Regions from separate parts of the Homo sapiens genome. Here region 1 is linked to region 2. Evidence: read pairs that join two places in POLR2A ChIA-PET (ENCODE). Cell type or tissue: IMR-90. All regions are shown on one strand. Each heading gives the region's core, and the rest is flanking DNA. Links, peaks and the distances in the headings are about the cores only.

What was found. Peaks named below come from ENCODE experiments on the same cell type or tissue, not always from the same donor. Only the 100,000 strongest peaks of a DNase experiment are listed, where the experiment ranks them.
Region 1: POLR2A ChIA-PET joins it to region 2 with 14 read pairs; 3 of 35 experiments call an interaction of 5 or more read pairs at or near these places.

The regions. Positions count from the first base shown.
Region 1 is chr7:101,711,428-101,714,332 of GRCh38, reverse strand. No RefSeq gene overlaps it. Among named protein-coding and RNA genes, the nearest start is that of MYL10, 84 kb to the right of the region's middle. In IMR-90, for the core only: no CTCF peak of the experiment used is centred there; no DNase peak of the experiment used is centred there.
Region 2 is chr7:101,629,638-101,632,542 of GRCh38, reverse strand. No RefSeq gene overlaps it. Among named protein-coding and RNA genes, the nearest start is that of MYL10, 1.8 kb to the right of the region's middle. In IMR-90, for the core only: no CTCF peak of the experiment used is centred there; no DNase peak of the experiment used is centred there.

The DNA of each region.
Region 1 (2,905 bases), core at 284-2,783, 82 kb before region 2:
CCTGGGGCAGCGAGACAGGCGGTCCTGGGTTCCACAAGCTGTGTGATGTTGGCTGAGTGTCTACTCCTCTCTGAGCTTTAGTTCTGCCATCAGTATTAGGGACTCCGGGAGCATGTGGCTTACAGGGTGACTGTAGGATGTGACATGTTCAGGCATATGGGTGACTGCAGGAGGGGAGCCTGTGGCCATGATGATGCTGGGCTGGGGGACTGGCATGCGATAGGTGTTAACAAGTAGGCACTGGCTGGATTTGAAAGGGCAGTTGCTGGCCAGGAACAGTGGCTCATGCCTGTTATCCCAGCACTGTGGGAAGCAGAGGTGGGTAGATCACTTGAGGCCAGGAGTTCAGGACCAGCCTGGCCAACATGGTGAAACCCTGTCTCTACCGAAAGTATAAAATTAGCCAGGTGTGGTGGTGGGCACCTGTAATCTCAGCTACTTGGGAGGCTTTAGCAGGAGAATCGCTTGAACCCAGGAGGTGGAGGTTGCAGTGAGCTGAGATTGCACCACTGGACTCCAGCCTGGGTGACAGAGCAAGACTCCATCTCAATAATAATAATAATTATAAATGAAAGGGCAGTTGCTCTGCTGAGGAGCTAGGTGGCCAGGGCACTGCTTACCCCAAACCTTAGCTCAACGGGGTGCCAGTTTCAATGTGTTCAACTCCTCCTCTGTCACCGCCTTTCTGGTCTGGGCCACCATCATCTCTCTCCTATACAGATCTTAGAGCCTCCTAACTCATCCCCCATGGATCAGCCTCCCTCTGGCAGCCAGAGTAACCTTTTTGCTTTCCAGAGTAATCTTTAAAAATCCTAAATCAGGCCGGGTGTAGTGGCTTGTGCCTGTAATCCCAGCACTTTGGGAGGCCGAGGTTGGGGGATCACTTGAGCCCAGGAGTTGGAGGCTAAAGTGAGCTATGATTGTACCACTGCACTCCAGCCTGGATGACAGCATGAGACCCTGTCTCTAAAAAATAATAATTAAAAAAATATATATATATGAGGCTGGGTGTGGTGGCTCACACCTGTAAATCCAGCAGTTTGGGAGGCCAAGGTGGGTGGATTACTTGAGGAAAGGAGTTCAAGACCAGCCTGGCCAACATGGTGAAACCCTGTCTCTACTAAAAGTACAAAAATTAGCCGGGTGTGATGGCGGTCACCTGTAGTCTCAGCCTATCAGGAGGCAGAGGTGAGAGAATCACTTGAACCCGGCAGGTGGAGGTTGCAGTGAGCTGATATCACGCCACTACACTCCAGCCTGGGTGACAGAGCGAGACTCTGTCTTAAAAACAAAAACAAAAACAAAAACAAAATCAGATCAAAGAACATCCCTGCCTTGCCCTTCATCCCTTCAATGATCACTGGAGTCTTTCCATTGCACAGAAAATCTAGTCTCTCCCTGGCTCTTCTTATGATTCCATCTTTCTCATCATTCCAATTTAACTGTCAGCTAAAATGTCACCTCCTCCAGGATGTCCTCCTGAACTACTCCATCTAATGGAGCTTGCACCTCCATCCCCAGTTACTCCCTATCATATCCATTTATTTCCATTAAAGTCTCCTTTTTTTTGTAAAGTCCCATGTGTGTTCATTTCACGCATTTATTGTTTATCTTGTCCCCACCCCGCTCTGGAATATGAGGACCTTGTCTTTCTTGCCCACCGTGGCATCCCTGCTATGTCTCACAGTGCCTTGCACGTAGTAGGTGCTCAGTAGTCTGTGAGTGCATGAAGATGTCAGGTGATGAACCCACACATTTATATTGGGGAATGATCATTTATTGAAGAACCAGGCCAGCCATGGTGGCACATGCCTGTAGCTTTGGGAGGCTGAGGTGAGTGGATCGCTTGAGCTCAAGAGTTCAAGACCAGTCTGGGGAACATGGCAAAACTCCATCTCTACAAAAAAAAAAAAAAAAAATTAGCCAGGTGAGACGTTGCATGCCTGTAGTCCCAGCTACTCGGGAGGCAGAGGTGGGAGGATTGCTTGAGTCCAGGAATTTGAGGCTGCAGAGAGTCTGAGATTGCACCGCTGTGTTCCAGCCTGGGCAACAGGGTTAGACCCTGTCTCAAAAAAAAAAAAAAAAAAAAAAAAAAAAGAGCCTACTCTGGGCCAAGTAATTTACATATAGCCCACCCTTCAACAGGGGCTGCCATGAACATCGACTGGGGATTTTTAATAACTAACCATGCCTGGGCCTCTCCCAAGATACTGGTTCAACTGATCCCAGGAGGGGCCAGGACACAGTATTAAAAACCTCTCTTGGGGGCCAAGCACTGTGGCTCACACCTATAATCCCAGCACTTTGGGAGGCCGAGGCAGGAGGATGGTTTGAGGCCAGGAGTTTGAGACCAGCCTGGGCAACGTAGCAAAACCCTATCTCTAAAAAAAATAAATAAATAAAAGCAAGACACACAACTCTCTTGGCCTCTTGGTGATCAAATGTGTCTCTGAGGCTAAGAACAACTGATAACTGATATAGTCCTTTTAAAAAAAAAAACTTTTTTTATTTTAAATTATTAATAATTTTAGATTTACTGAAAAGTTGTACAAATAAAGTTTCTGTATAGGTCACACCCAGCTTTCCCTAAAGTTAATGTCTTATATAAACACAGTGCAATAATCAGAAGCAGATTAACGTGGGTGCAATACCATTAAGAAAACTGCAAAGCGTGTTTATTTGAATTTCACTGGTTTTTTCATGGCTCTCTTTATTCTGTCTCAGGATCCTGCTCTCAGGATCCCACGTTGCATGTAATTGTTATTTCTCCTTCACCTCCTGCTGTTGGTGGTAGCTCCTCAGTCTTTCTTCTTTCATAACCTTGACACTTTGGAAGTCATTTTTTTTTTCTTTTTTGAGACAGGGTCTCACGGTGTTGCTCAGGCTGGAGTGCAGTGGCACAATA
Region 2 (2,905 bases), core at 197-2,696:
GGCTCTCAAATTCAGTAGGTAGGTGTGATGGCTAATATTAAGTATCAACTTGATTGGATTGAAGGATGCAAAGTATTGTTTCTGGGTATGTCTGTGAGGGTGTTGGTAGAGGAAATTAACATTTGAGTCGGTGGACTGAGAGAAGCAGACCCACCCTTAATCTGTGTGGGCAGCGTCTAATCAGCCAGTGAGGCCAGAATAAAGCAGAAAGAAGAAAGTGGAATAAGAAGACTCACTGAGTCTTCCAGCCTTCATCTTCTGTGCTGGAAGCTTCCTGCCCTCGAACATCAGACTCCAAGTTCTTCAGCTTTTGAACTCTTGAACTTAAACCAGTGGTTTGCCAGGAGCTCTTGGGCCTTCGGCCACAGACTGAAGGCAGCACTGTTGGCTTCCTTTTGTTTTTGTTGTTTTTTGTTTTTTGTGTTTTCTTTTGAGACACAGTCTCACTCTGTTACCCAGGCTAGAGTGCAGTGGTGCTATCTCAGCTCACTGCAACTTCCACCTCCCAGGTTCAAGCGATTCTCCTGCCTCGGCCTCCCGAGTAGCTGGGATTACAGACGCACACCACCACGCCTGGCTAATTTTTGTACTTTTAGTAGAGACAGCGTTTTGCCGTGTTGTCCAGGCTGGTCTTGACCTCCTGAACTCAGGTGATCCACCCACTTTGGCCTCCTAAAGTTCTGAGATTACAGGCGGGAGCCACCACGGCCGTCCGAGAGGTGTTCTAAAGCAGGCTGGAGACTGATTGTGATGAGTAGGGAAACATACAATGTGGCCAAAGGCTTGGAGGAAGGAGATTTCGGGAAGAATTTGCAGAACAGCCAAGGTCAGGGTGATGGCTGGCCAGGGAAGGGGTCAAGGGCTGTGGGGCTGGGGGACAGGGACAGCCTGCTGACCCTGAGGAGTTATAGGTGAGAGGTTAGGGGTGAGGGTTGAAAGGGGAAGGCATCTCCCCGGCTTGTTCCAGTGTTGTCTGGGGAACAGCTGTCCCCCTGCCAGGCAGCTGGGCTCGTTCCAAGCTCCCTTCCTGGCTTGGCCACTCCCAGGACCTCAGTTACCTCTGGAAACCGAGAGTGCTAAGTATTCTCTGACTCAACCCCAGGCAGACCTGGAATTCCAGTTCCAGAGGACACTTACTCTCCAGGGTCCCCTGGCTGGGAGCAGAGACCTCTCAGAGTGTCTCTGACCCCAAGAACTGGCCCTGGCCCTGTGGTCAGTTGAGTCAAACAGTGTGACCCAGCCACGACAACTGACTCATTGCAGTGTCACCTGGGTGAGGGGGCTGCAGCTTGGAGAGGCTGCAAGTTCTGTCAAGGACTCCATCTACACAGGGGGAAAGGGGGACAGGGGAAGGCTCTGCCCTCCAAACCCCAGGCCGATGACCCCAAAGCCCACCTCCTTCCAATGGCACTAAGCTTCCCGATGGCAGCCTCAAGGGGTCCTGGCTGCTGGCACCATTTCTCAGATGGGGAAAACTGAGGGTCCCACTGTGGGTGCAGAACTCACGGCTCCCCCTTCTCAAGGCCACTGCACCCTCACACTTCCCGCCCCCCAGGAACAAACATCTCCCAACCATCTCACCCCGGGGTTTTCACGTCTCTACCAGATTTCTCACCGGTTCTTCCTGCCTCCGGTCCTATGAAGGAGGAGGCCAGGGGAGGAAATCCACTCAGACTAATTTGTAAGCCCGGTGTGATTCACCAGCGCCGCTTCCCCTCCTCCGGGCAGGCGGGGGGGCTCTCCGCTTGCTCAGGCCTGTCCCCGGCCTTTGGGAGCCCCTGCCACGGTCCTGGGCGTGCTCCCCGGAGGCAAGAGCCCTTGCTTGCAGAGGCCTCAGGGCAGCAGGAAGCCAGAGGCAGGAAGCAGGAGTTATAGGTCTGCTACCCACTCTGTAAGCCCAGAGCCAGGAGGCCCCAGGGCCAGGCTCACAGACCGGGCATGGAAAGCCTGCACCCTAGCCACTGTCGCGGTCACACAGGCCCCCTTCTGTAGCAGGTCCAGGCGGCTGGGACTGGAATCCAGGCTCCCGTCCCCAGAGCTGGGTTCTCCTTTCCGCCTGGCTTGTTGAACACCTGTGGAACGTGTGGTTTTTCTCCCCGGAGAGGAACGCCAGGACACCAGGAGAGCAGCCCTGTCGGGGAAACTGAGGCACACGGTTTCCTGCTGCAGAAAGCGGGCTGCACAGCATCATGGCTGGACCTGGCCCCAGCTCTGGGAGGAGCACTCAGTCACAGGAGTTTAGGGACATCAGAAATAGCTGTAGTCAGGGATGACTGGGAGGGAGCAGGAGGAGGGGAGAGTTTGGATGAGCAGAACCTTTTGGAAGCTTCCTTCTGGAAACACTAGAAAGAGGGGCTCTTGTCCTGGCCCTCCCTCTCTCTCTCTCTTTTTTTTTTTTTTTTTTTTTGTTTTAGAAATGAGACCTTGATCTGTTGTCCAGGCTGGAGTGCAGTGGTGCAATCACAGCTCATTGAAGCCTCAACCTCCTGGGCTCATGTGATCCTCCCACCTCAGCCTCCTAAGTAGCTGGGCCTGCAGGCATGTGCCACTGATACAGGAGGGGGGACAGGGAAGTGCTGAGAGGAGAAAGGCAGGGTCCCTGGCAAGGGCTCCACCCTTGGGCCTGTGCCCACGGACCTAGGTGAGGACAGGCACTCCTGTTTATATGCCCAAATGTCACATTTTCCAAGACCACCCTGGCCCACCACGCCCCCCGCCCCCCCGCCCATCCTGTGCCTATGAAAACCCTGAGACCCCAGTGGGTACACACACAGGTGGCTGGACATCAAGAGGAGCAGAGGATCGGAAGAGCACACCGACAGCACTGGCAGATGCTGGCAGGCCATCGACTGGCTGAATAACACAAATGCCCAGGGGAATTTGGCTGGGGATGGTCAGAGGAGAG